Regions from separate parts of the Homo sapiens genome. Here region 2 is linked to region 1. Evidence: chromatin loops called from intact Hi-C (ENCODE). Cell type or tissue: Calu3. All regions are shown on one strand. Each heading gives the region's core, and the rest is flanking DNA. Links, peaks and the distances in the headings are about the cores only. Region 1 has its middle 170 kb from the start of EVX1-AS. Region 2 holds the start of LOC107986733 (a long non-coding RNA gene).

Region 1 (6,676 bases), core at 2,720-5,219:
AAGAGATTCTCCTGTCTCAGCCTCCTGAGTAGCTAGGATTACAGGCGCACACCACCACGCCCGGCTAATTTTTGTATTTTTAGTGGAGACAGGGTTTCACCATGTTGGCTAGACTAGTCTCAAACTCCTGACCTCATGATCTGCCTGCCTCGGCCTCCCAAAGTGCTAGGATTACAGGCGTGAGCCACTGTGCCTGGCCTAAAATCACCATGTTGAGAACCAGTGACCTAATGTGCACTGAATTAACCTTGAAAATACATGTGTTTAAGAGAAACTCACAGAAACCTCAGCACTCATTCAGCACCACTCATTCAGCCACTCATGGAGCCACTCCCGTGTGCCAGGGCAGGACAAGGAGACTCTAGGTGAGATCACAGCTGTATCCCACCCCCTGGCCCATAGCGAGACTGTCCTCTTTGGCTTCCTTGCCACCAGCCTGCCGCCTGCCACCTGCCACAGCCTCTCCATCATCCACACAGTTTCTATAAAGAGATCTGAACTATCACTTATCTCTTTAAGACCCTCAACAGCCTTAGAGGATAAAATCCCAATGCCCGTTAGCATACTCGAGACCCTTCACCATCTGGCCTCAGTCACCTGCGTAGCCCCCTCTACCCCAGTCTCCGACTGAATGGTCTAGTCCCCTTCACCTTCTCTGTCTGTGCCCTAAATGGGATCATGCCTCCTCTACCCTGACCACACCCTTGTCTCCACCCCTGCCTTGGCTCCAATTGCTCACTTTTTTTTTTTTTTTGAGACGGAGTCTCGCTCTGTCACCCAGGCTGGAGTGCAGTGGCATGATCTCGGCTGACTGCAAGCTCCGCCGCCCGGGTTCACGCCATTCTCCTGCCTCAGCCTCTCCAAGTAGCTGGGACTACAGGCGCCCGCCACCACGCCCGGTTACTTTTTTGTATTTTTAGTAGAGACGGGGTTTCACCGTGGTCTCGATCTCCTGACCTCGTGATCTGCCCGCCTCGGCCTCCCAAGGTGCTGGGATTACAAGCGTGAGCTACCGCGCCCGGCCCTGACTTTTTAAAAATTAATTTTTGTGAGTACATAGTAGGTATATATATTTATGGGGTACATGAGATGTTTTGATACAGGCATGTAGCATGTAATAATCACATCAGAGTAAATGGGGTATTCATCACCTCAAGGATTTATACTTTGTGTTACAAACAATCCAATTATACTCTTTTAGTTATTTTTAAATGTACAATTAAATTATTATTGACTGTAGCCACGCTGTTGTGCTATCAAATACAAGGCCTTATTCATTCATTCTATTTTTTGTACCCATTAACCATCCCCACCTCCCCCTAACTCCCCACTATCCCTTCCAGCCTCTGGTAGCCATCCTTTCATTCTCAGTCTCCATGGGCTCAATTGATTTGACTTTTAGATCCCACAAATAAGTGAGAACATATGATGTTTGTCTTTCTGTGCCTGGCTTATTTCACTTAATGTAATGACCTCCAGTTCCATCCAAGTTGTTGCGAATGACAGGATCTCATTCTTTTTTATGGCTGGATAGTACTCCATTCTGCATGTACCACATTTTCTTTCTCCATTCATCTGCTGATGGACACTTAGGTTGCTTCCAAATCTTGGCTATTGTGCAGTTCCTCACCTTTAAGCCACAGAGGCTCACTGAGCCTTTAAAGTTCAGATCCAGTTCCAACTCTTCAGCTAAGTCTTTCTCAACATTCCTTTCAAGCCTTTAAAAACAAATGGCTTCTGGAACTACATCCCCATAGTACCCCGCTCACACATCTGCTGTGCATTGTGCCTCAGCTGGCCTGTTCTTCCATCAGTAAGTGTGTGCTGAGGATCTGCTATGCGCCAGGCACTCTTCTAGACCCCGGGAGAGAGAGGTGAACAAATCTGGCAAGATCTGCCTTTGCCAAGCTTACACTCTAGATAGGGAGCTAGAAAAGAAAATAAATGACCAAACATAGTCAGAGGGTCATGGTGCCAGGAGTTGTACTCGGTTTTGGGAGTAGAACTGAGCTAGGCCCAATCCCTGCTTTCAAGGAGCTTATGGTCCTGGGGATGGGGAGGGAGGGGAGCATGAAATGAGGGAGTAGAGGTGGGGGGTTATGGGAAGAGGAGGAAAGAGCATCTAAATACTGGGCCCAAGTGTGAGGAGTCCCCAAAGTCATGGAGAGGTCAATGAGCGATGGCCAGAAACCACAGGGAAGGCTGATTTAGAAACTACTGGAGAACCTTCTGAGAGGGTCAGGACGTTGACAAGGTAGAATGCATTCTAGGTAGGCCCAGCCTGAGAGAGAAGAAAAAGAGATAGTTTCCAGAAATGCTTAGATGGTATCCCCATCCAAATTTACCTCAGTCCAGAATTTTCCCCTTTGCTTCAAGGCCACTTGACGATAGTGGTCAAGACAGAACTGGAAGTCCTAAGGTCATATCCCTGATTCATATCCTGTGCCTGAAACCCTGCTACTTCCTGAATTCCTGTGCTCCTCGGGTAAGACTTCCTCGTGGAGATGGAGCTAAAGAAACTAAAAGACACTCCCACCCTTGTTAGGATAGACTTTATTTGCACATAAGGTCAGACAAATTTCCATAATGCCACCTGCTATGGACTGAACATATTCCTGCAAAATTCATGTGTTGAAAGCTACTCCCCAATGTAATGGTATTAGATGAGGTTTGAGGAGGTGGTTTGGTCATGAAGGTGGACCCCTCAAGAATGGGATTAGAGCCCTTACAAGTGGCTGAAGCAACCAGAGTGTTCCTTTTCCATGCGAGGACATAGCAAGAAGGTCCCACCCAGGAGCCGTAAGCAAGCCCTCACCAGACACTCAATCTGCCTTCAATGTGGACTTCAAGGTCTGTGGGAACTGTGAGAAATAAATTTCTGTTGTATATAAGCCACTCAGCATATGTAATTTTATTTTAGCAGTCAGTTCAAATGGGCTAGATGCTACGCTTGAGGGGACCTCCAGGAATAGATAAAGGCTGTGTCCCATGTCTCCTGCAAAGCAAGAAGTACACCACAATATATAAAATAAAAAGCCAAAAATCATCCCAAGAAGTCGACATTATATCATCATTAAGACCCAGTTGGTCTTTACTTGCCCTGTTTTCCATGGTTTGTCTGAATTCTCTCCCACCTTCCCACCATGCCAAGACTGCAGGGGTGTGTTGACTTTCATTGCCTTGAAATAGTTAATCTTTGCAACCAAGGTTCCAAATGGGAGGCTTAAACTGGGAATCAGCTCACTCTGTGTGTAGGTCATTTAAGAGCTCAATCTCATCTTTGAAATATAGATTAACTAGGAGAGTATGAGTTCAGCATTTCTCTATAATGTTGTTTCATTGATCCTGCGGGCCAACTGGACATGGCTTCAGATGGATACCTAAAAATTAGTTTTAAAACTTTCCCATCTTTTAATATTTTATAACCTGTCAGAAAATCAATTATGGACTCTGCCCCCTTTCAACGCTTGGTTTCATAGGAGCTGATGTTTAACCAAAGCAAGGTTCTTTCCTCTCCTTTACAAAAAGCAATGGACAAGTTTAGAGTAAATGATGACTTCAGGGAATTTCTTGGATTTGTAAAGATTTAGAGATGAATTGAATAGCTTTGACCTGCCAAGTCCACAGCTTGGGTTTCTCTCTCTCCTGAGCCATAGCCAGCAAATGGTTTCCCTAAACACTGGGAAAGATCAGGGATCCAGAGGTCAGTATTGTGGGAACCCAGTCATAATTTAAACTTGTCAAATATCTTGATATATTTCTTCAAGCCCAGTGAATCACAAAGGGCCTTTCTCCAAAACCTGTCCTTCCTCTTATGCACACACATGCACATGGAGCACAATCTTTCAGGTTTAAAAAAATTTTTTTTTCATTTTTTAGTTTAGGAGGATTTAAGGGAAGAATAAAGATTAGGAGATATGCCAGAGCGATTTTTATTTTTTCTTTTTCTGTATTTCATAACATTTCTAATATGAACATATATTAATTTTGTAAGAGAAAATAAAGTTAAAAAAAAAAGAACCTAGGTAAAGTCACACTAACATAACACTAAGAATCCATGTTGAAAGAAAGTGGAATTAATTTTAGGTTAACAATAAAAATTTCAACTTCCATAGCATGCATACTCCAATCACTTCTGAATGGCCATATTCATCAAAATGAACTATAGTTTGTCCCATGAAAATAGGTAGAAGCCAGGAACCGTGGTGCACATCTATAGTCCCAGCTACTTAAGAAGCTGAGCCTGGAGGATCCCTCAAGCCCAAGAGTTCAAGGCTGCAGCGAGCCATGATCGTGCCACTGCACTCCAGCCTGGGCAACAAAGTGAAACCCTGTCTCTATTTAAAAAAAAGAAAGAAAGAAAGAAAATAGGTAGATTAAGCATTCATGTTTAAGAAATGGGTAAGGAAGAAAGAGAGAGAGAGAGGAAAGGAAGGAAGACAAGAGGGAGGAGAAAGAGATAAATCCTGGCCAGGATGAAAGGGGAGAAAAGGAAGGGGAGTTGTAGAATGAAAAAGGAAAGTGGATCGAGTCAGATGCTATTGAACTGATAAAGTGTTCAGTTCTGTTGGGGAAATTCCAGCTGGCCTCACACCCATGTTTATTGCAGTAGGTAGCAGCAGCAGTATAATACCTCTCATCCCTGGTAGTACCCATGGCACAACTGCACATTATGCTGTAAATGGAAGCAGAACACTTGCTATCTTTATTGTGCTGACATTTAATGACTAGAAGAGGCCTGGGAGAGAGATACCCACGAGATCCTGCCTTTGGTATGTTGGCCACAACTTCCAGAATGGGGATGCCAGTTACTTGCCTCTCTTTATGCTTTTGAACAAACTAGCCACCAGCTGGGCTTTCCAGATCTCTCAGTGGTTAAAGAGCTGGGGAAGTCTCGGGAAGAAGGTGGTATGTTTAGCCTGGGGCACGGGGAAAGTAACATGGCTGCTGGTAGCAGGCACAGTGGTAGGGGAAGCCCTACGTGGATTACAGTGAAATGGAGTTTACCTAACAAATTAACAAATAATATGTTCAATTTCTGCTTTCGGCCTACCTGTCTGGTTGGTTCTGAGAACTCAAGTTAGTTCTTCCTTATTTCATTCGCCAAATTTGACAAGTCCCTGAAATTCATCACTGGCAACTTAACCCAGTTTGTTTCTTCTACCAAATGCAAGGAACCAAAACATTTTCTTTTCTTATTCCCATTTGGCAATGACATTTTACTTTGGATAGTGGGACATGTCTAAACATCCTCCTACTTATTAGTTACAAAGGTGCCATAATGTAGGCCTCAATTCAAATCCACCTCCCACATGTAGTGGGAACTTGGGCAAATTAATTTACCTCTCACTACCTTAGTTTCCTAACCTCTAAAATGCAGAGGGTAACAACAGTACCTCCTTGTCATGGACGTGTTGCAAGGATTGCCCATGTTCATGAATGTAAAGCATTTTGAACAGTGCCCAGTGTGAGTTTAATGCTCTGTGTTCACTATGATCATTTCAATCATCCACACATATTTTTGAGTCCCTGTTATGTGCCAGGCGCCTTCCTGATCACCAGGAATAGAAAAGTGAGGATGTCTTTGGAGCTTATATTCCAGTGGAGCAATAGAGTCATAACAAAATGAACAACAATAACGGCCACTAATATTTATTGGGATTATAATATGCATAGCCTTACTTGATCTTTCTAATAATCCTAAGAGGTAAGTAAGAGTATTGTTTCATAGGAGAGGAATCCACAGGCTTCAAGGGGTTCGATAACCTGATCACACAACACAGCTGCTAAGTGGCCCAGCCCAGGGCTGGAATGGAACAACATGGTTCCCAAGTTTTCAGTCTTAACTGTGTCTTTCACTTTTATGGAATTGGGCTATTTTCAACTAACAACCGTGGTTCTAGGAAACAACACAGCCACTTTGTCCCTTTATGTTATTCTTAAAGAATCATTGCCCTGTCTCCCACTTTTATGCCAGTCACTGAGTTTTTGGTAGCCATTCACTGAACATGATCAAATTTAACCACCCAGTGTAAAGGATTTTACCTGCTGGTCAGAGGAACAACTCAGCATTTGGAAGAACATTTAATACTGTACGGCGGCGTTGGCCTTCATGCTGAGAGACAAGCGCACATCTCAAGGCCTACCCTGAACCAATCACTGGAGGATGGTTTAATTGGTTAATCATATAAATTACAATCACTTAATCATTTTAAGCACCATCAGCCAATTAGCTCAGAATTATGGGCTCTGAGGTAACAGTCATGCAAATGTTTGTTCCACTGCAGGCTATTAACAGCCATATTTTCTCTATCAAGATGACAGAGACTGATGGGTGGGGGAAGAAAAGGAAAGAGAGCATTTGTTTAGTTTAAACTTCTTTCCTGTTGGGTTATAATGAAGCATTCAGTGGGGAGGAGCGCCATGTGCAGTGATTTCTGTATCCTACTCAATGTGAGTCTCCGAGTGGATTGGAGGGAGGCCCCTGAGCAAAGAACTGCAAGGAATGGCTTCAAAACTGCTGAATCAAGACTGCGCAGGAGTTTAGCCTACTCTTGCTGCCAGGTGCTGGCTTTGTTGACCACCTGGTGTGCTCAGCCATAATACAGATAAATTGAGGACTGGCTGGGCACGGTGGGTCACACTTGTAATCCCAGGAGTTTGGGAGGCCGAGGCT
Region 2 (6,676 bases), core at 1,438-3,937, 73 kb before region 1:
TGACCTTAAGTAATGAATCAGCTTTTCTGGATCTTAGTTTTATCATCTGTAAAATAGAGATTTGTCTACCTCAGAATTTGCTGTGAGGATTCAATACAATGTGATGCAAAGGAAAGTGCGTTGTAAATTACTAAGTGGTTCATACATGAGGGAGATTTAATTAAATTAATGAATTTTAATTGGTAAATAAAAGTTGTATGCATTTATGGTGTGCAACATGACATTCAAAATATGTATACATTGTGGAATGGCTAAATCAAGCCGATTAACATATCCATGGCTTCACATACTTATTTATTTGTGGTGAGAACACTTAAAATCTATTCTCTTTCCAATTTTCAAGTGTATAGTACATTGTTATTAACTATAGTCACCCTGTGGTATAGAGATGTTTTGAAAGAGGAGCAATAATGTGCCATTTATCCAAGCAAAAATCTCCACACCAGTCTTGGCAGTAGACCTGCAGAGGCTCTAAGGGAAAACAGCTGGAAGGATTACAGCTAATGAGCAGGCTTTTCAATGAAACAAAGCTGATTTAGTAACAACCCAAACAAAGTTAGTCTCTTCAGGCATTTTTTTTTTAAGTTAATAAGTTCAGGAGGGAGTTTAGATGTGCAAATGTGGTTACCTGGGCTTAAAGGTGATCAGGTGAACAGGAGTATATTGGTTCTAATTAAGGAGCACTTGACTTGTATTTTAACATAGTTAAAGCTGAAATCCAAAGCGCTTCATTTCTACAGCAGGCTTGCCTCTTCATTATAGCAAAATCTTCACTCAGTTCTGTTACCTCATTAGAAAGCTTAGTCATCTATACAACATTCTCACTCACTCACACCTGCATATTTCCTATACCTCCAAATGGCCTACCAGGAAAATATCTTTTTTCCTAATTAATAAGTTACTGTGATCTCAGTTTCTCTTCCCACGCCCTCAGCACTTCAGAGCTTGAATTATTCATTTCCAGCCTCAGTGCTGGGCTCCAGCTGCTCATATTGAAGAAGGCTCTGTTGACCTTGAGCTTGAGAATTTGTATGTGTTATAATACAGATGTCATTAAAATATAAAATTTACCTGCTGAGAACAACATTATACTATTTATGAAACCATATAATTTCAATAACTAAACTCAGCAAGATTTTATTGCTCTTTCCACCTGCAATCACAGAAGTGCTGACTCATCACTTGAGAACCACAGCTCACCAATGCGCAGCTTCACTAAAAATCTGCAATGAGTCTTATTTTTTCATCATCTCTATGTAACCTTTTTTTTTGTGGCAGTTATACAGCCCCCTTCTAAAAGGTTATAATTAATTAAAGGCTCAAATTAACACCAGGAAAACTTTCATGTCACAAAATCTTCAGTGCCTCCGTGGTTAGAAAGAGCTATATTTTTAATACCATGATGATAAATTAAAATTCAGGAATGTCTTTAAAATTTTTTATAGGTATTTTAACAGTCAATTTCACCTTCTCTGAAGATAGACTAAAAGGAGCCTTCTTTGATGTACTGAATTTCCTTATCTCCCACTCTGGCTTATTTATTTTACTTTATGTTATATACAGATACACACACATGCACAATTTTCTTCGAGATATCAGTCCTTTTTGATCAGAATGCTTAAGTAATTTTGTAATTCTCTTAAGGGTCTTTAGACATAGTCATATGACCATTTATAGTGCATTTCATCTTGATCCCCTCCTCCCAAAAATTGAGGGGAAATAAAGGCTTGCCTCATGGAAATGGACAAATAATTTACCCAATTCCATTTTCACTTTGAACCACAGTTGATATCAATATAGTTAAAAGTGAGATGAAGGTATGAGAACAGCAGAAAACATTAATTGTACGTACACGGGATACCGCTCTGTTTATGTGTCACCAACAATTGCAGAAGCATGGCAATGGCCTGTGAAGTGTCCTCCCGACTCCAACTGTGGTACGAGTGTGTGCACAGAAAGTGAACATTCTTAGAATTCACAATCGCTAATGCCATTCTTATCTGTAGAAGTATTACATCATTTACACATTTTTACTAAGCTGTTAGCCTCAATCATGCCCCGAAGCAGTTATTTCCACAGGTTAATGATGTATTATATAAAGAACGATTTCCTTTTTATTCTTGGAGGATTTGCCTTTTAATTTCATTTAGCAACCATTTTGTCTTACATGATGGAATGTTGTAGGCTTAAATTAACTCTCCAAAGATTGAAAAAAATCGATGTCTGTTAGCTGCGCTTTGAACTATACTTAAACCTTACAAATGGAATTTTCTATTTTCTTTTAAAGGGGAGGATTATAAAGAATATTTGATTATTTTGGTAAAAACAGGCTTCCCTTAGTAAAAGAGATAGTATGTTATGAATGACGTTTATAACCTAATATTATTTAGATAAGGTGGAAAAAAAGCCCCCCCAAACCCAGCAGGACCTCAATGATGGAAGCAAATCTGGAAAATAAGGAAATCTGATAAAACATAAGCCCACCATTTTTGCCTTGTGGTGTGGGTGTTGTCCTTACCTGCTGGAAAACACTGGCAAGTCTGTTCAGTGAGAGGCAGCCGAAGAAGGCTAGCAAATAGATTTATTAATCATTTCAGGAAAAATGAAGAATGCCTTTAAAGACAACACCCTCTTCTTGGCTTCACAGAATCTTTTTAGGTTTTACTGTTAATAAGATTAAACAGGAGATGAGCAGTAAAGATATTGAAGCAGAGTTTTTTTTATAAGAAAAAGTACACATTAAGAATCGGGCTCCCCCACCACTTAGCTCAGCACTGTGTCCACATTCTTCTATTCAGATTTTTTTATTGCTGTTTGCTTAGGGGAAAAAGTCCCTGTTGAAAGAATGCGGGCCGGAGTACATTAGTCACCTTTCCAGTGCTGTTTCTGTGGGACGGGGCCACGTATCCCTCCCAACTCTGTAAGTTCTCTGCTAGTCAGGGCTGGAGACTGCTGCTGGCAGAAACCCAATCTTCTCCTTGCAAATAAAGGAGCCATCTGACAACGCTGTATTTGTTGGGGCCTCTTCTGAACCAATCAGAGACTGCCCTTGACCGACGGGAGGAGGAGAAGTTTATAATAGGATCAGTTTTGTTTGCAATTTGTTTCTAATAGATGCCAATAAGCCAGTTAACTAGGCTCCGGTTAATGGACATTTTATTGTTCCCCCCCTCCCGCCATGGTGCACATGACCTTTCCTTAGAAGCATTTGTGATGCCTGAAAACATGTATCTGCTGCCTGGTAGCCAGAGGGCTTGCTCTGCTCTAGAAAACTTGTTCCCTAGCCCCGAGCTGCAGACCAGACCCAAATACTTTGATCATTCTGTCAGTGGGAAATTTAGAGCAACATTCGGGCTTTTGTTCCATGTGTATTTCTCCAAATGTAATATCTCCCTCAAGAAATCAATGATAAGCTGTTAAACTAAAGAGCATGGTAACATCCACAGAGCAGTAAATTAATGGTCTTTCGTGGATAGATGGTTACAGATTTCATCATAAAAAATGGATAAAAGATTACATATCACACAGAGCGAAACTTTTAATAACTCAACATGACTTTTCTTAATGGGTTTTATTCATTTTAATCATTATAGTGTCAATGATGATTATAGCCTTATTAGATTGTAGTGATTGAAGGGCCTGTTTATGAGATATTGAAAATCTCAGCCTGCTCAGAATAGCCTGGCGGCCTGTGTGGGTTTGATGTGTAACTTTATCTGAAGGAGCAGGGCTTGTCAGGAGACTTTCAATTAATACTTTTACTAAATTGCTCCTGTCTTTAGTGACCTAGGTCACAGATGACTTAGGGATTCCACAACATCAGCTTTCCCAAACAGTTGGGCTACAGCAGTGTAAATCAAAAGAGGTTGTGAGTGTGTGTGTTTAAACGAAGGTAGGACTAGGAAAGGCCTCAAGTGAAGTGGCTTGAGTCCTTCTGTCTCACTTCGCAGCCAGGAGAGTCCTCTTTCTGCCTTACGATGCCTCACGAGAAAGGAGTTCTAATAACGGGATAAAAAGTTGGCCTCAAGAATCTGGAAGTTTCTCCGTTTTTCCCTCCATGTCTGGGCACATGATTAAAATAAAAATCAAGACTCCATTCATGATTAATAAGGTGCTATTTCAGAGAAATGCCCCAAAACCCAGTCATCCTAAAAAAGTTATTATAATAAAGGTGTCAATGTTCCTAAATTCAAAATAATAATAATAATAAAACCTACAGATGAATACCTTCAGTGGGACCAAGATTATAATGCCATCTATTTGATATCCTGATTTAGTATTGATTCTTTAGAATATCTATTTCCATTACAAATAAGTGTCACCTAAAAGTTATTCCAAATGTTTCACTATAATGGATGTCATCTGTAATAGGCCTTTGAGAAGCAGTGTGGTGTGTCATGGTGTTACAGGAGACCTGGGTATAAATTTGGGCTACTTCCTTTACCAGCAGTATGTTTTGGGACAGGTGACTTGAATTGTCATAGCCTCCATTTCTTCATCAGTAGAAATGGGAATAATGATAATACCCATTTTACCTGTCTCCTTTGTAGGGTGACTAACAGAATCAAATGAGTTCACATTTGTGCTGAAAAAACTCTGTTTTCAAGTGAATCTTTAGAATGTCACTAAGATCCAGGAGCCAGGTGATGTGGCTTTTAAAAATACAGGGTTCAGTGTTAGATAGAAAATATCAAGTGATTTGATGAAAATCTGGAAAAGTCAAATTCAATTGAAGTCTAAGTGATTAGGTCCCAAATATTTGAGAATAGAATAATAAAAGTCAAAAGGAATCTAGCAGAGCTTTTTTTTTTTTTTTTGCTTTTTTAGTAGGGAGAAGTGGATATTTGAATGTAAAAAGATAGTGCAAGCCAGTAGGAATGGCTTGGGAAATGCCATACTGTATGGACAAGTGGTCTGTCTCCGTCTGTCAGATGGGCATAGCTGAGAATCAATCTCAGTCCAGACCTTAGCACAGGAGAAGGGAGATAATCACGGGTGGGGGAAGCCCTGGAATTCAGAAGGGAAGAGAAAGGGAAAGAAATGGGGGTAGAGGAAGGACAGTGGCTTACGCCCAAGCTGGAGAAAACGCACAAAATTAAAGGGAACCAAGGGTTGGAGAGGGGGGCAGCTGGTAAGTGGGAACTGAATGGAGTCCATCTATGACAAGGAAGCACACAGCAGGGAGGAGGTGCGGTAGGGAAAGAACATGACCATGACCTTGGGATCCCACAACCCTGGTCCAGTCTTTTTCTACCACCCTCACGATGGCCCCCCAGCTGCCAGCCCCACTCAGTATCCACTCACCACTAAGGACATGCCCTGTGGAGTCAGTCACATTTATATCTGCTTGGGGTAGATATAATCTATGGAGTGGTTGCAGATACTCAGATAATCTCAAAATTTAATTCCCTCGGTCCACAGACTTCTATTCTTGATCTACACACTCTCCCTGGGATAGTCAAGGCTAAGCTTCTCTACACAGCCTTTCAGTCCCCCAACTTTCTCCCTGGGTCCAGACATAACTTTCTAACTGCCTTGCTGGTCATCTTTGCTTAGACATATCCTGAACCTACCTTGTTCTCATCAAACCTGTTCCTCCTCCTGAGTTCCATACCTTGGTTAATTACACATCCACTGGCCCAGGTCACCAATTTTTGAGTCATCTTCCACTCTGTGTGCTTTACTCCCCAAATCCAATCAATCACTAAGCCCTGTCAATTCTAATTCCTTAGTGCGCTGGTTTTAAAATATATCCACAAATTCTTTGACCCTTCTCCTATTGATAGGTGCGTCTGTATTTCTTCCCCTGGAAACTAGACTTTTATGACTGTTTTGACTAATAGAATTTGGCGAAAGTGAAACCATGTAACTTCCAAGAGGCGACTTAGCCTCCACCTTGCTCCTTGGAACGCTTGTGCCTTGGAGCCACGAGGCTTCCATGTTGTAGAGAAGCCCAAACCAGCACATGTGGTGAAACCACATAGAGAGGCCCCGGGACTACATGAAGAGAGAGAGATGGTTGGCTAGGTCCCAGCTACTCTGCCCCTCTGCTGACTACCTGGCTTCAACCATCATTTGACTACTACTATGATAGACCCTGCCTAGAAAACCACCTAACTGAATGGTCCCCAAGTTTCTGACCACAGAGATAATGAGATATGATAAAATGATGGTTAATTGTTTTAAGCTACTAAGTTCTGGGGAAAATGTAACATAGCAAAAGTAACTGGAACATTTACCATCCATCCCCTTTTCACTACCACCTTAGGTTGGGCCCTCATCAGCTTGCCCAGCCAGTGGCTGGCACACAGGAGGCCCAATCAGTGCTCTGGCTGAATGAAAGTCAACTTTATGACAGCAGGCTTTGCGGACGAGATTAGGACCTTAAATCTAGTTAGGTTAGAATTTTGTGGCAATAGATTTCTCCCTGCTGTTATAAAACTGCCGATGTGACCCAGATGAATTCGAGAACTAGCATGAGATCCATGCCTCCCTCAGAAATAAAACATGAAAGGGAAGAGAAAAGATTTAAAAATAAGCATTATCAAGTGCTGTAAGTGATTGGTTTAGAGTTGGTGCAGATCTTTTTCTTTTTTTCACCAAAATTTATTCTGTCTTGTTAGTTGAAATCAATTCAGTCATTTGAGTCTTTTTCCCAAAAGGGCAAAACAAAGAT

The links. Hi-C counts contacts between places; a loop is a spot of excess contacts. Peaks named below come from ENCODE experiments on the same cell type or tissue, not always from the same donor. Only the 100,000 strongest peaks of a DNase experiment are listed, where the experiment ranks them.
Region 2: it touches region 1 in a loop (4-fold over the local background); 2 of 110 quality-filtered maps call a loop at or near these places.

The regions. Positions count from the first base shown.
Region 1 is chr7:27,416,293-27,422,968 of GRCh38, forward strand. No RefSeq gene overlaps it. Among named protein-coding and RNA genes, the nearest start is that of EVX1-AS, 170 kb to the left of the region's middle. In Calu3, for the core only: no CTCF peak of the experiment used is centred there; a DNase peak (open chromatin) is centred at 3,689.
Region 2 is chr7:27,344,192-27,350,867 of GRCh38, forward strand. LOC107986733 (a long non-coding RNA gene) reads right to left here and starts at 2,579. Exons shown (of 3, transcript XR_001745009.1): 1 at 2,519-2,579. In Calu3, for the core only: no CTCF peak of the experiment used is centred there; a DNase peak (open chromatin) is centred at 2,920.